2 separate regions of the Homo sapiens genome follow, and region 1 is linked to region 2. Evidence: chromatin loops called from intact Hi-C (ENCODE). Cell type or tissue: IMR-90. All regions are shown on one strand.

What was found. Peaks named below come from ENCODE experiments on the same cell type or tissue, not always from the same donor. Only the 100,000 strongest peaks of a DNase experiment are listed, where the experiment ranks them.
Region 1: it touches region 2 in a loop (1.8-fold over the local background); 5 of 110 quality-filtered maps call a loop at or near these places.

The regions. Positions count from the first base shown.
Region 1 is chr14:71,411,680-71,419,679 of GRCh38, forward strand. The region is part of intron 2 of SIPA1L1 (signal induced proliferation associated 1 like 1); the gene reads left to right. Among named protein-coding and RNA genes, the nearest start is that of SNORD56B, 17 kb to the left of the region's middle. In IMR-90, no CTCF peak of the experiment used is centred here; DNase peaks (open chromatin) are centred at 3,162 and 3,822; H3K27ac peaks cover 1,738 bases.
Region 2 is chr14:71,354,711-71,362,710 of GRCh38, forward strand. The region is part of intron 2 of SIPA1L1 (signal induced proliferation associated 1 like 1); the gene reads left to right. Among named protein-coding and RNA genes, the nearest start is that of SIPA1L1-AS1, 37 kb to the left of the region's middle. In IMR-90, no CTCF peak of the experiment used is centred here; DNase peaks (open chromatin) are centred at 1,241 and 3,731; H3K27ac peaks cover 1,640 bases.

The sequences.
Region 1 (8,000 bases), 57 kb after region 2:
ACAGGTTCTACCTGGACTGCCAAACCTTCTGGTGCTTTGGGGTACGAGCACCGGTCTTTGCCCCACTACCCACAGCCCCTGGCCCGCTTGCTGCTTCGAGTTACTGTAGTTCAGCCTGATTTGGGTAGTTCCTGTGTACACTGAGGATTCAGAAGACAAAGTCAGACTTTAATTAGAATAAGCCCATTTGCCACATATGGAAATCTTGTTCAGTTAGAATGGAGTAATTCTGATGGAATCTTTCTAAGTGTGTTCATAAATCCTGTCCTTTTGCTTGAGTTTAAAATTTGCATGTTTATTCATGTTCCTAAGTGGATTACTACTGCAGATCAGCTGCCAGCCATGTCTTATTTATATAATTAGTTGTAGCTCATTAGTTAAAGATTAACAAAACGAAGTACATATTTTGAGTGTTATAGATTTCTTCACCTATTCTATGGGTGCAAGCTGCAGGCCAGTTGTGTAAAAACAGCAAGTTTTGTTATCTTAGATATCTGACTCTCAGAATATCTTTTAGAGCAAGCTTGTCCATCCTGCAGCCCACGAGCCACATGTGGCACAGGATGGCTTTGAATGCAGCCCAACACAAACTTGTAAACTTCCTTAAAACATTATGAGACTTTATTGCAATTTTTTTAAAGCTCATCAGCTATCGTTAGTGTATTTTATGTGTGGCTTAAGACAATTCTTCTTCCACTGTGGCCCAGGGAAGCCAAAAGATTGGACATTCCTTCTTTAGAGGTTTATTTTACCCACGGTTTTCTTCTGATATTTGTACGATTTGGTTATGGTAGTGTAGGAAAGGCCTGTTGCGGGGTCTTACCGAGCTCTGTTCTACCGTATTACATGAGATCATAGTGTGAGGGCATGATAGGCCCTTGGTAAGTCTTGTTTGAAGTGCTTTTTTATTTAGCTGAATAAAAGGTGGGAGGCCTAATGTCCGGGGTGATAGGCTGGGAAGAGGAACTTCCCCTTTTGTCTTCAGTAGGAATTGGGAATATCTGTGAGTGAAACTACTAAGTTCTGATGATTTTTATTCTTCTTAGCTTCCATTTTATGTGATTGGGAACAGAGTTTGGCAATTACATAGTTTGAAATAGTGTTTAAAATTATTTATTGGAAGCTCTTATGGACGTGTCTGACTTATTTAATACATTTTAGAAATTGGTACATGTGCTGTAGATGATTACTATTGGGCATGTGTGTGGGTATTCTTTTAACCAATAAGCTTAGCATTCATAGGAAATACAACCATGGTGGGAGCTTAGTAGGTGATCTGAAATGAGCAGTGTGAGAATTGTGGAATTTCCAAATATGCAGTGTTTGGTTTCTTCGGAACAGGGTTTCTAAACCTCACCAGTATTTTCGCTTTAGGCAGGATAATTCTTTGTTGGAGGGGACTGTCCTGTGCATTGTAAGATGTTTAGTGGCTTCCCTGGTTTTTGTGTATTACATGCCAATAGTGTGCCCACCCCCCACTTCACTTGTGATGACCAAAAATGTTACCAGATGTTGCAAGATGTCACCTGTGGGTACAAAATTGCTCCCTGTAGAGAACTAGTATTTTGGAATAGTGATTCCCATAGGCATGTGATGGACCAACTCATCAAAATCACTTTGTTGTTGTTGTTGTTTTTTCTTCTATACATACAGCTTCCAGGGTGAGATCTTTGAGTAGCAGTCTGTGGACAGACTGAATGAATAGCCAAGCAAGAATTTGTTGTTTAAGTGGGAATGGCTGTTGGTTGGCTTAAATTTAAATATGTGTTGAGGCGGGGCATAGTGCAGTGGCTCACGCCTGTAATCCCAGCATTTTGGGAGGCTGAGGCGGGTGGATCACCTGAGGTGAGGAGTTCAAGATTAGCCTGGCCAACATGGTGAAACCCCGTCTCTGCTAAAAACACAAAAATTAGCCGGTGTGGTGGTGCACACCTGTAATCCCAGCTACTCAGGAGGCTGAGGCAGGAGAATTGCTTGAACCCAGGAGGCGGAGGTTGCAGTGAGCTGAGATCTTGCCACTGTACTCCAGCCTGGGCGACAAGAGCAAAACACCGTCTAAAAAACAAAAGCCCAATAAATGTGTATTGAGCTGCACATAAAGAGATTACCAATTAAAGAAGGTTTTAGAGACAAAGTATAAAATTTCATAATTGTGATTTGATTAGTAGTGGTGATTTTTTTCCCCTTTTACTTACTATGAGTTATAGTTGTGTGTTTTTCAAAATTTGGAAATAACTACTAATAAAGTTCATAATTATTTTAATCTAGGTTTTGAGAGATTACCTGAAGTTGCACTCAAAAGCAAGATATACTACTAACTTTGAAATGGAATAAGGTGAGTTGGTGGATTAGTTCCAAAGTCACATTGCAGGGAGGAAATGTCACTCAAACTGTCATTCTTAGAAGACCTGCTATTTGGCCAGGCGCTGTGGCTCACGCCTGTAATCCCAGCACTTCGGGAGGCTGAGGTGGATGGATCACCTGAGGTCAGGAGTTTGAGAACATTCTGACCAACATGGTGAAACCCTGTCTCTACTAAAAATACAAAAATTAGCTGGGTGTGGTGGCACACACCTGTAATCTCAGCTACTTGGGAGGCTGAGGCAGGAGAATTGCTAGAACCCAGGAGGTGGAGGTTGCAGTGAGCCGAGATTGTGCCATTGCACTCCAGCCTGGGGGACAGGGCGAGACTCCATCTCAGGGAAAAAAAACAAAAACAAAAACAAAAACAAAAAACCCTGCTCTTTATAGCAGAATTTTGATTTATCAAATGTCCGATATTTTCTGCCCACTGGCTTTTCCCTTTTTGAAGTGGAAAAGGAAAATATGGGAAATGCTTGTGCAGTTTTAGTCATTGATTTCTGAATTCATTGTTGTCATCTTTGCAGATGAAATAGTTTGGATAATTTTCTGGCTACTTAAGAAGGTTTTCTGTTACATGTTTATGTTTTCCCTCCATAGTGAATGCATTTAAAATCTTCTCTATGTTTCTTGAAATTAGGTGAGAGCTTATACTTCAACCCATGTTCTAAGAATCTTGTTAACTCTAATGCATTGGTGTATAGTTTGGGGTGCCAGGCTTTTCCTGAATAATTGAGAAATGATCAGATGATCTACCCTTTGACTGACGTATACTGGTATATGCATTACTATTGCTCTTCGAGTGACTGTACTGGCTTACTCATTTCTTAAACATTTTAAACAATTACAAAAGGATATTCTTTTATTGAGAAAAACAACAGCTTAATGCAGATTAAGGGAGACGTATTTTATACAGGCCAAAAATACTGTCATATGTTAAATTCTGGGGTTGTATAGGTTTCATTATACTTAACCTTGATCTCAGCCAGATGCTGAAACAAAGACCTTGGAGTTTTTCTCATTTGTTGCTTTGTCAGAAGAAAATTTCCTAAGGAGTCAGCTCTTCTGGAGTGACTGCATCCTATAACGGATGGTCAAGTTATCTGACCATCTCCCCTCCATAAACCTTTGTGCAGAGCTTAGGGGATGGGTAATTGGAGCACTGCTTTTAAAGTGGCTTGCTATTTGTGACCTTCCTTGAATTTCAGTAAGGGAAATTTGGGAATCATTATCTCTGAAAATGTTTTTAAAGTACATTAGGGCACTTTTCTGGGTTACATTTATTTGACCGTTCCCAGCATCATTCTTCTTTAATAGAGGTGGAATCTAAGATTTTTAGATATCTGTAATTTTTAGCCATTTGAAAAATCCAGGCTTATAATAGCAACACAACTGAAAAACTGTCTTTGAAAACATAACATCTTTGGAACTGCCAAGAATTGCTTAATGGTGAAGCAAGCAGCCTGCAGGAATGCTCTGTGAATGTAGCTCTGCTCTGGTACTTCGAGAGGGAAGAAAAGTCAGTACATATTATTGAGTGCCCTGTGATTTTTACCTCAATCTTGGAAGCTGTTTTTCTAGATATACTTTTTTTTTCCCTCCAGAATAGCTATATGTTATTGAAATGTGCACCTTCAGTGCAGTTCTCAAATGTCTTAATTATTTTTTTTTTTTTGAGATGGGATCTCACTCTGTCTCCCAGACTGGAGTGCAATGGCATGATCTCGGCTCACTGCAACCTCTAACTCCCAGGTTCAAGCGATTCTCCCGCCTCAGCCTCCCAAGTAGCTGGGATTACAGGCGTGTGCCTCCACACCCAGCTAATTTTTGTATTTTTAGTAGAGATGAGGTTTCGCCATGTTGGCTAGGCTTGTCTTGAGCTCTTGACCTCAGATGATCGGCCTGCCTCGGCTTCCCAAAGTGTTAGAATTACAGGCGTGAGCCACCATGCCCGGATGTATTAATGGTATTTTAATAATAACTCTTGGTTGATAAACTTAAACATGACAGTTTTGAGCAGGCACCTTAAGTTCTGTATACTACCGTGAGGCCAGGCACTTGTTTAGCTTCTGTGTCATACAGCTACCCCTTGTATTTTGTTCTTTTTTTTTTTAGTATAATAAATCTATAGTTTTATTAACACAGAAACTGATAGTGTGGTATGAGGTTTACGTTTAAACAAAGTTTTCACAGAAATCTAACACATGCCTAAAAAGATTTTACAATCTAGCTCTAGATGCAAGTCCAGACAATATCAAGAACTGATGGATCTCATGACTCAAGACAGAGCATTTTGGGTTTCAGTTACTTGTTAGGATTTCTTAAAAATGGTTTTTGTTTTTTTTTTATGGGTTTTAATACACCTTGTCTTTTGAATTGAGTTGCTTCGTTTGATAACTTGAACCTCTGGGCACTGAAATATCTTCTTTTAATAGAAGTGATATCTGGTAATGCTGGTACAGTATCTCTAATAGGTCAGGTGGGAGATTCTTCTGTTATACATCCATTCTTACTCAGGTCTCCTCAGGCAACACAGGAGGAGGCCATGACTCAACAGTTCTCCCAACCTGTTGGTGACATGACTCTTCGCCTTCTAAGTGTATACTTCCTTCCTAAGTGCTATTTCTCTACTTAAGGGATATCTAAAACAATTTCTATACTCTAAAAGAAAGAAAAATCTACACACACACACACACACACACACACACACACGCATGCACACACACACAACCTTGTATATATATAGTTTTATGTGTACCTTATTAAATCCATCATTCTTTTTTAAATTATTTTTTGAGCAGCATTATTCTAGAATATAAATACTGAATTGAATAAGCATACTTTTTTCTTTTCCTTTAAACACACTTTTAAAATACAGTTTTTAAAATTAAATAGAAACATGGTCTCACTGTGTTGCCCAGGCTGGTCTGGAACTCCTGACCTCAAGTGATCCTTCTCCGTTGGCCTCCTGAAGTGCTTGGAATAAAGGCATGAACCACCGTGCCTGGCCTGCATGTAACTTTCGACTCCTCCAGAACTTAACTACTAGTAGCCTACAGTTGACCAGAAGCCTTACCAATAACATGAACAGTTGAATAACATGCATTTTGTATGTTATATGTATTATATACTGTGTTGTTACAATAACATAAGCTAGAGAGAAGAAAATGTTATTAAGAAAATCCTATTGGGAGGCCGAGGCGGGTGGATCACGAGGTCAGGAGATCGAGACCATCCTGGCTAACACGGTGAAACCCCGTCTCTACTAAAAATACAAAAAATTAGCCGGGCGAGGTGGCGGGTGCCTGTAGTCCCAGCTACTCGGGAGGCTGAGGCAGGAGAATGGCGTGAACCCCAGGGGGCGGAGCCTGCAGTGAGCCGAGATTGCGCCACTGCACTCCAGCCTGGGCGACAGCGAGACTCCGTCTCAAAAAAAAAAAAAAAAAAAAAAAAAAAAAAAAAAGAAAATCCTAAAGAAGAGAAAATATATTTGCTATTCATTAATGGAAGTGGATCATAAAGGTCTTTATCCTCATTGTCTTTGCATTGGGTAAGCTGATGAGGAGGAGGGAAAGAAGAGATTGGTCTTGCTGTCTCCAGTGGCAGAGGTGGAGGAGGAGGAAGGGGAGGCAGGAGAGGCAGGCACACTTGGTGTAACTGTTATTGAAAAAATCCACTTTTAAGTGGACATGCACAGTTCAAACTCGTATTGTTGAAGGGTCAACAGTGCTAGACAGTTTTATTTTCTAAATGCTAACTATAATACAGTATAAAAATACTAAAAATGTATAGTAGCTAGGGGATGATTAGAGAATCTTCCTTTCATCTTTGGCTGTGACTAGTTTGAATTGAGTTTGACATGGCCTGAGGTCACTTCAGAATTATTTTGTTACACGTTTTTATTATCCAAAGCCCATTTCTTTGTTCTTAAAGAAGAAAATGATAGGAAATCCTTTAGCCTAACAAACATTTTTATCAGCCAGTAGAATGGTGATCTGACTCTTTCGTATTTACTAATGCTGTTGTACCCTTTTTCTCTTCAGTAGGAACAACTTATTCTCACTCAGCTTTTATTTTTATGTTCTCCAGAACATAAGAGAGCAGCTGCCCATGCCAAATAGTTACCTCTTTTAAACTCATTCTACTGGAGCAAATGGTAAGAGGTATTTGAATTAAGTTGTCTTTGGAGGGGTGTGCCTTATTTCTTAATACCTGATTATTTTTTTGGGCCCAGATCTGCATGGGTATGATTGTCTATAGTAGTATATTGTAATTTTATAATGGTACCATGTTGCCCACTTTCTTGACTGTCTCATATATTTAAAATTTGCTAATAGTGGATTTGAACAAAAGTCTAAAGGAAGGAATCAGAAAATAAAGAAGAGAGAACATGAACTATGTGGATGTAGTTGGAGGTCAGGGTAGGAATTGTGCAGAGCTCAGCCCCACCCCCTACTGTCCCTATTTGACTTAAAAAGTTGGGTGACATGAGCATTTTTGAAGACCTGGCTTCTGAGACAGCAGGTCACACGGCAGAACTGGAGAAGAAGCTTGGGAGAAGCTTGCATTTGCCAGTTGATCATGAATTGCTAATGTTTCTCGAAGGGCTTAGGAAACAGTGATGGGGATTTTATTTTAAAACCTGGACTTCATTTTAATGTTTGTCAATCCCTCAGCATATTTTATATATAAGAGGAAGTTGTAAATGTCTTCACTAGTATTTAAGTGCCTTTCCCCAAAACCATGTATGGAAAATTAAGGCCATATGGTGGGTAAAGTCTTAAATGTGGGGAAGTTCAGCATGCCACGTTCTGGAGCTTTTGGTGCTCCTGCGGGGAGGGCTTTATTGTATCTTTTTGGAAAAGATTTTTAATAAGCAGGAGAATGTAGCGTTGAATGTCCTTGGCTTGAAGGCCATTACTACTCACATCTGCACAAAATGGGCCAAGGTCTTCAGTGAGTAGATGATAAGGGAAACACAGTGGTATGGGTGGGCAGCCCTTCCGCCTGATATCAGCCTCTCAGAGCAGGGGTGTTTCCTGAACCGTTGCTGTCTCAGCACATGACTAGCCTTGAGTTCTGCCTGTAATAGTTTCCTTAATTAAAACGGTCTGATTGGCACTCTGGATGAGCGTTCAGTAGGTTAAATAGTGAATGGTTGCTGTAGAGCTAACGGACTTTGTTTTCTTTCAGGGTTTTTTTTTTTTTTAAGTCTATAGCTTAATTCAGTAACTGACCCTTGTCTGCTACCGACCAGTGTTTTTTTCCAGTCAACTGAAAAGTAAATGTTTTGAGAAATTGACTAGGTAACATTTGATAAATATCTGTCTTTGTGTAGGGACTTTCAGGGCTGTTCTGGCCTGAAATGAAAGCTTTTGGGCCAGGGGTGATGGCCCACACCTGTAATCCTGTAATTTGAAAGGCTCAAGGAGGATCTCTCTTTTTTTTTTTTTTTTTTTTTTTTTTTTGAGACGGAGTCTCGCTCTGTCGCCCAGGCCGGACTGCGGACTGCAGTGGCGCAATCTCGGCTCACTGCAAGCTCCGCTTCCCGGGTTCACGCCATTCTCCTGCCTCAGCCTCCCGAGTAGCTGGGACTACAGGTGCCCGCCACCACGCCCGGCTAATTTTTTGTATTTTTA
Region 2 (8,000 bases):
AATTTTAAAATGTTTTTGAAGTAGCCAAGCTCTAAGTTTTCCTAAGCAAGTTGATTTGCTTTGTTCTTAGGGAAGAATATAGTTTATGTTTTAACTTTTGCATATTCCCTTTCTCCCCACCATCAGTGCTAAAGCTAAGTGCACTATAAATTGTTTGATAAAAGCCATTCAGGGAGCAGGAGGCAAGGTGAGGTACTGCGATGACAAAGGGAGAGCTTGCTGAGTGCCTGGAGACCCAGGGCCCGGGGGTCACTAACATTAGTGAGACTTGTCTTGAATCACTGTGCCGAGACAATGCATACTTGTGCTTTGGCAGAGCATTGAGATGCACTGAATCATTATCAGTGTCATTAAGGGCCTTCAGAAACGTGTAAGCGATCTTTATAAAGTTTTGCCTTTGAGTATTACCTGAAAAGTACCTTGTGTAGTTTGACAGTATTAGTCAAAGATATCAAATGTCCTTTGTAAGATTCTGTTGCCACTTTAAGGACCAGTATTATTAACCGCTGATTACTTTTTCCGTCTTTGCCAAGTAATTGTATAGGACTTAATCTTTATACCAAGAAGAGAATTTTAACATGCATAATCACTTCTCAGTGCTTCCAGTCTGCTTTTAGTATTAGATAATAGTGTCCTATTTTAGTTGCCTGATGTGTCTGTGGTTTTAACGTGATTATCTTACCCTGAGGGATGGAGGAAATCAGTGAAAAGTTCACTGCTGCTTTGTGAATTAAGTTATGCCTTGGCACGAAGTACTGATCATTTTGGCATTCAAATACGGCATTAGATCACCTTGCCTGCAGTTGGGGAATGTTCTGAAAGTGCTACCTAACACTGCAGGATTCTCCATAAACTTGAGCTGGTATAGAAAATGATGTTTATTGTATCCTCTTCTCAAATATCTTGCCAAGTTACTGTCATCAGACTCTTTATTGATAGAAAATTAGTTAGGCAAAAACCATTTTCTTCTCCTTGCATGGCAGAGGTGATGAAATTTATGAGAAAGTACATATAAGGGAAGGTTCGAAGTGTTGATTGTGAATATAAGCCCTGGCTTGAAACAAAGAATTCTTGGCTTGTATGGTGGAATGTTTTGTGTGTTGTTTTCTTTTCAATCTCAGCTCTTGTATGTGGAAATAATGAAATGAATATTTGCTATGAGTGTTGGTTGGGGTTTTTTGTTACAGATACTAAGAGTTATTCTAGTAGTGTAAGCAGCAAGTGATTTATTAAGGGTGATAGCTAGTTTAGCAGATTGGGCAGGCTGACAAAAGAGACTGTACTCTGAGTTTCTGGGAATGGTTGCCAGTTCTGCACTGTGGAACAAGCCTGCTGAGGAGCTGCTGCTACTGATAAAGTCAGGGTGCTGCAAACCAGGAACCCAAGCAAGACTCACCCCCCTTCTTCCACTTTCCCTACATAACACCGTTCTGAAGGAGCCCCATGTGGTATGTCTGGTTGGTGGAACCTAATTAACATGTCTGCTTGTATACCCCCAATTTGCTTATTTGCTTTCTTTTTTTAAATTCTATATTGGGAAGTGAGGTTTACACAGTAAGGAAGTAGTGAAAACATAACAAAGATGATTTGGGGCTCCATGAATAACAGATACTTATTACAGTATCAATTTAAAATAATATAATGTTAATTATAATTATAAGCAGTATAATAGTAATCAATAATATAAGCTTTTAAGTGAAACTTTTAAGGAAACCTACTATTTAAAAACGTACTTTTTGGGCCAGGCACGTGGCTCATGCCTGTGATCCCAGCACTTTGGGAGGCCGTGGCAGGAGGGTTACTTAAGGCCAGGAGCTCAAGACCAGCCTGGGCAACATAGCAAGACCTTGTCTCTACAAAAAAAAAAAAAAAAAAAAGCACACCTGTTGTCCTAGCTACCAGGGAGGCTGAGGCAGGAGGATCGCTTGAGCCCAGTTCAAGGCTGCACTGAACTATGATGGTGCCACTGTACTCCAGCCTGGGCAACAGAGTGAGACCATGTCTCTACAAAATACAGCAACAACAAATACTATTTCACTGAGGGATATAAAGAATATTTTATGGTTGTGTTACTTTAAAATTCTATTTAAGCTAGCAGGGGTATGTTGATAGGAAAGCCAAAGACAGAGAAATTCCAGGGTTTTTTTTTTTTAATCCTTGGTGAATACCACTGCAAGTCAAGACCCATTCTTGTGAATTTGTTTTTCTGATCAGAGAGAGTTGAGACTTATGAATCAGTTAGTATAAATTCATTAGTTATTTGAAGAATATTGAAGAATGAAATTAATATGAATCTGATGGTGGGTTAGCAGAATTACAAATCATGACATTATTATAATTTTAAAAAAATTTTATGTGTTAGAGACAGGGTCTTACTCTGGTCTCCTAGGGGGAAGTGCAGTGGCGTGATCGTAGCTCACAGCAGTCTCAAACTCCTATGCTTAAGCTTAGGTGATCCTCCCCTTCAGCCTCCCGAGTAGCTGGGACTGTGTGTCACCGTGCTTGGCTAATGTTATAATTTTTAATAGATGGCTATTTATCTGAAGTTTTTTTTTGTGTGTGTGTGAAAGAGAGTTAGCCCTATAAGGAACTTCGAAATCACATGGTCCAACACCCTGATTTTTATAGTTGAGGAAACCAAAGCCCAGGGGCTGAAGTGATTTGCTCAAGACTGTATAACTGGTTGGTGGTAAGGCCGCCTGATTTCATAGCCTATTCATTTCCCACTAAACTCTCTAGGAAAGCACAGGTTTCTCCACACTGGGAAAAGCTCCTGGATTCCCCATACTGGGATTTGAGCCCTGACGTAATAGTCAGGATGTCTTAGTGGAGTTGTTGGTTGATAACACTGGTGCTCTTTTGTTTTTTTGAAACAGGGTCTCACTCTGTCACCCAGGCTGCAGCGCAGTGGCATGATCTCCGCTCACTGCAATCTCTGCTTCCTGGGCTCAAGCGATTCTCTAGCCTCAGCCTGCCAAGTAGTTGGTACTGTAGGCATGAGCCATCAATGCCGGCTAATTTTTGTTGTTGTTGTTGAGACACAGTTTTACTCTGTCACCCACGCTGCAGTGCAGTGGTGCCATCTTGGCTCACTGCAACCTCTGCCTCCTGGGCTCAAGCAATTCTTGTGCCTCAGCCTTCCAAGTAGCTGGGATTACAGGTGCACACCACCATGCCCAGCTAATTTTTTTTTGTATTATTAGTAGAGACGAGGTTTTGTTACATTGGCCAGGTTGGTCTCGAACTCCTGACCTCAAGTGAGTGGTCCACCTTGGCCTCCCAAAGTACTGGGCCATAAGCCAGTGTGCCTGGCCTCTATTTTTTGTATTTTTGTAGAGACGGGTTTTGCCATGTTGCCCAGGCTGGTCTTGAACTACTGAACTCAAAATGATCTACCTGCCTGGACCTCCCAAAGTGCTGGGATTACAGGCATGAGCCACTGTGCCCGGCCAACACTGGTGCTCTTTTATGTTTCAAATGAATAGTGGGACATTTATTTTTGAATTTTGAGGAAAATGAATCACAGAAGTAAGAATTTTGTTCAAAATAACACTTGGGGTAAAAACACACCAAGCATACCTAATTGAAGTTGTAAGTTTCACTTGGTAAAATAAGCTGCAAAAATGGAGGGGATTTACACACAGCTCTCTTCTATTTTAGTCCTCTGGGTTGTTTATAAATTTGCTCATACATAACTCTTTTGCTAAAGCATTTGCCATTACGTGTATAGTCGGTACAAGTTAAGAATTACTAGGAAACTTCAGTCTGGCTCACTTCATCATCTCCTTCATGTCTTTGCTCAGACACTGCCTTTGTAGTGAGTCTTACCCTGACCCCGTCCTGTTTAAGACTGAGCCCACCTGCCCTCCATTCATTCCTGAATCCCTTTTTCTTAACAGCCTGTCCTTTTTCTTTGCAATAGCACTGTATTAGTCAATTCTTGCACTAGTATAAATAAATACCTGAGACTGGGTAATTTATAAAGAAAGAGATTTAATTGATTCACGGTTCCACAGGCTGTACAGGAAGCATGACAGCTTCTGGGGAGGCCTCAGGAAACTTTTAGTCATGGCAGAGGGAAGCAGGCACGTCTTGCATGGCTGGAGCAGGAGGAAGAGAGAGAGTGGGAAGGTGCTATACACTTTTAGATAACCAGATCTCGTGAGAACTTGAGAACAGCACCAAAGGGATGGTGCTAAATCATTCATGAAGGATCTACCCCTAAAATCCAGTCACCTTGCACCAGGCCCCACCTCTAACACTGGGAATTAAAATTGAACTTGAGATTTGGGTGGGGACACAGATCTAAACCATATCAAGCATGTATCCCCTCTGACCTTATGGTATGGTTTGGTTGTGTACCCACCCAAATCTCATCTTGAATTGAGGTTCTCATATTCCCCACATATTGTGGGAGGGACCCAGTGGGAGGTAACTGAATCATTGGGGCAGGTTTTTCCTGTGCTGTTCTCATGATAGTGAATAAGTCTCATGAGATCTGATGGTTTTATAAAGGGCAGTTCCCCTGCACACGCTCTCTTGCCTGCCGCCATGTAAGATGTCACTTTGCTCTTCCTTCACCTTCCGCCATGATTGTGTGGTCTCCCCAGCCATGTGGAACTGTGAATCCACTAAACCTCTTTTTCTTTATAAATTACCCAGTCTCGGGTATGTCATTATTAGCAGCATGAGAACAGACTAATACACCTTATATGTACATCTCCTCCATATAATTTGTCTATTATGGTTTCTATTTATGGTGTGTCATCTTCTTCAGTAGAGCATATGAAGGCAGGGACTTTTGTCTGTTTATATATCCCCAGGATGAAAAATAAAAAGTGCCTGCCACATAGTAGATAATAAATGTGTTGAATGAATGAACTTGGCAAAAGCAGCTGCTTTTTGGGATTCCTACTGGTAAAATGACAGATTCTCAGTCCTACTGGTTGTTTTTTTAATTGACTTAATTGAGGATGGCAAAATCATCAGTTGGTATATAAAGAAAGTAAGTGCATGAGTTGTGTTGTATACAGTTTTCTGGAACCTCCTTGCTTGTTTGGCAATAAACAGGGAACTCAGATTCAGATGAAGAGTCATGAGATTATGCAGATATTATCAATGGAACTGGTTCTTTAGATCTTAAAATCGAGAGTACTAAATGATAAAAATGCATACAGAGATTCTCAGATACAGACTTGGACATGTAGCTGATTTTTAACATAAGTGGTTTAAAAGGTTTTTGTTGTCAACATTGTGGCCCAAAAAGTTGAGTTTCAGGGTATGAGGGTACTGTGGTGATGGAGGATGGATGAGGAAGGAAGTGAAGGCATCAAGATCTCCCATCTTGTGAGAGTTGAACAGTGCTTCGGGGTCATCTAGATGTGAGAGTACATTTCTACTAATCTAAACTTTTTACAAAATGCTAAAACATGAGACAAAGCGATAACATTTAATGAAGATAAAGCTTATAATGTTCTAAAGGTTTCAGATAAGCTGATGGTAGTCTTCTATTGAGTTCTAGGGCGTAAGGTAGTTTATGAATGGTTATTTTTATTATCTAAAGATATATTTGACCTTTAGAATTCAGTGACAATAAAGATGATAGATAATGTCTTAGGAAGATATTAAGAAACCTAGAAAATACTATAGAAATCAGATATGCCAACTTTTTATATGAGCCTAAGTCCAAAGCTTACACGACCTGCCCAGTATCTATCACACAGCTAGTTAACGGCAGAGTTGGGATGAATTTTTGTCACAGATTTTCACTGAAGTATCAATAGGAGACGAATGTACAAGCCTCTCTTTGGAGATAACCCAGGGAGCAATTACGAACTTGTTTTGAGGTCTGCATTTTATCTTAAAAATTTCAAAAGTCACGCAGTTATTTCATCCTATACAAAGTATTTATGTCTTTCTCTTTTTATGTGTGTAAGTATGTGCATTATTTTAGTCTTGCAAAAATGTGCTTACTTGAGGAATTGCCTTTTGGAAGTTGAGAAAATGAACAGAATGAGAGATCACTGTTGATTATTGTCTTAGAAGAAGTGTCAGCAAATCAAAGTTTTAAAGAAACTGAAATGAGGAAATGTATCTACTTGATCTGTTCTAAAATTACATTAGAGGAAATTAATGATAGCACAGTGAAAAAAACTTAGAAAATATTTTAAACCTTAAGAAAGGATTGTTATTTATGCCATTCTTCGTAAGGGTAGTAAGACATCATATTTTGTGTCTTTTTCCTAGATGTACTGGTTTTGGCAGCAGTTTTTGAAAAGAGAGATGATTTGTATATATAGTTTATATATATTTTTTTTTCCTGAGGATAAAATTATACTGGTATGGAGAAAGACAGCAAACCTCACTGTACCCTTCCCCCTTCACTAGGGATATGATAAAGGTTTTTACTTCTTAATCTTTTATGTAAATTTTGCTTTTGCAGCACATGGTTAAATGAGATATTGATCATGCAACTGAGTTGTAACTCAATTTTAGTATACTCCAAAATGTAGTTTTCACAGTTGATAAGAAAGCAGGTGTACTATTAGGAGCACTGGGCTGGCAGTCAGGAGGTTTTGACTTAATTTTATTGGTAAAATTAAGAGTATTACAGTGGTAATGGGGTATTGGGTCTTTTTTGGCTCTACAAGCTTATGGTCTGTATTTGTTCATGATATGCTTAGTGCTTCCATACATATACTTTCTAAAATTCACATTTACAAATAGTGTGTGTGTATTTCACATTTCAGTGGCTCCATGTAACAACAGTTCCCTTGAGATGGCTATCTGAGAACCTGGGCCCCTCACTTTATCCTGGTCAACGGGTTTTCCTGTGTGACTACCAGATAAGTCATTACGTAAGAACTTGCTGTGCAGTCACTGGTGGCCTATCAAGGGCCTTTTTCTACTACGTGGGGTGAACTGTATGAGCCTTTTAGCAGTTTTTGAGAAAAAAGCCTCCTGAGACCTTAGGATTTTTAAGTGGGCCTGGAATCTTTAGGAACTGGACAGTAGCTACCCCTGAGCAGTTTGCCATGTGGGGTCCTTACATCACCATTGGAAGCAGCTGCCTGAATTTTTATTGTCTTGCACTAGCAGGTTTTCCAGTGCTTTAAGGATTTAAGATTCAGTTGGGCAGCAGTGTATGCACAATTGTTTTACCATGCTAGTATCATGTACTAGTGGTCTTTTCTCACTGAAGGCATACTGTTGCGTGTGATATTTTCAGTTAAATGCGTCACACTAGCTAATTTAGTAGCTTTAGGTGGACACGCAGACATACCCTACAGAAATATTGGGTTCATACTCCATTCTGGTGGAGTCACATGTTTAGAAGTTCACATGTGGTCTCTGTTGGCGGCCCGTCATGGCAAATGGTGAGTGCCATGTGGCTGGGGAAGAGATGCTGCTGTGTTCAAGGAGCCGGCATGTGTGTTGCCACTGGAGTTTCGTACTTGAGAGATGAGTTTGCTGTTTTTTTAGAAATCAGCTCCACAATCAGAGATAGTTTTAATGCCCTTGAATTATTTTGTGATTTAGCTCGTACTATTTATCACATCTTTTGGATTTGAAGTTTTAAAAAATGGGCAGTTTGATCAAGTATGGTGTAGATAGAATAAACCAAAGGTTCCCTGTGAAAGACTTCCTTTGAGGCTAGAGAAAGCCTTTATTCCTCTTTCATTCCACTAAGGTATGGCAGTGTTAAAGCAGATGGAAGGCTGGGGTTTGAGCTGAAGTTGTGTGAAAGCTTCACCAGCCAATTGGCTGACTCTAATGGTGAGACAGGAAGAACCACCCACGTTTTCCATTTTGGATTTGAGTCACAGAAAACAGGTTTCCTGCAGAAACCATTTGGCTTTAACAAATTTACGGAAATTTCATCTTTGATCAAATTGATATTTTTATCTGCATTGTACATGTATCTCAAATTAATTATTTCCCCCTTTTCAATCTTTGCATGTATTTCAGATGAATTATTTCCCCCTTTTCAATCTTTAGGT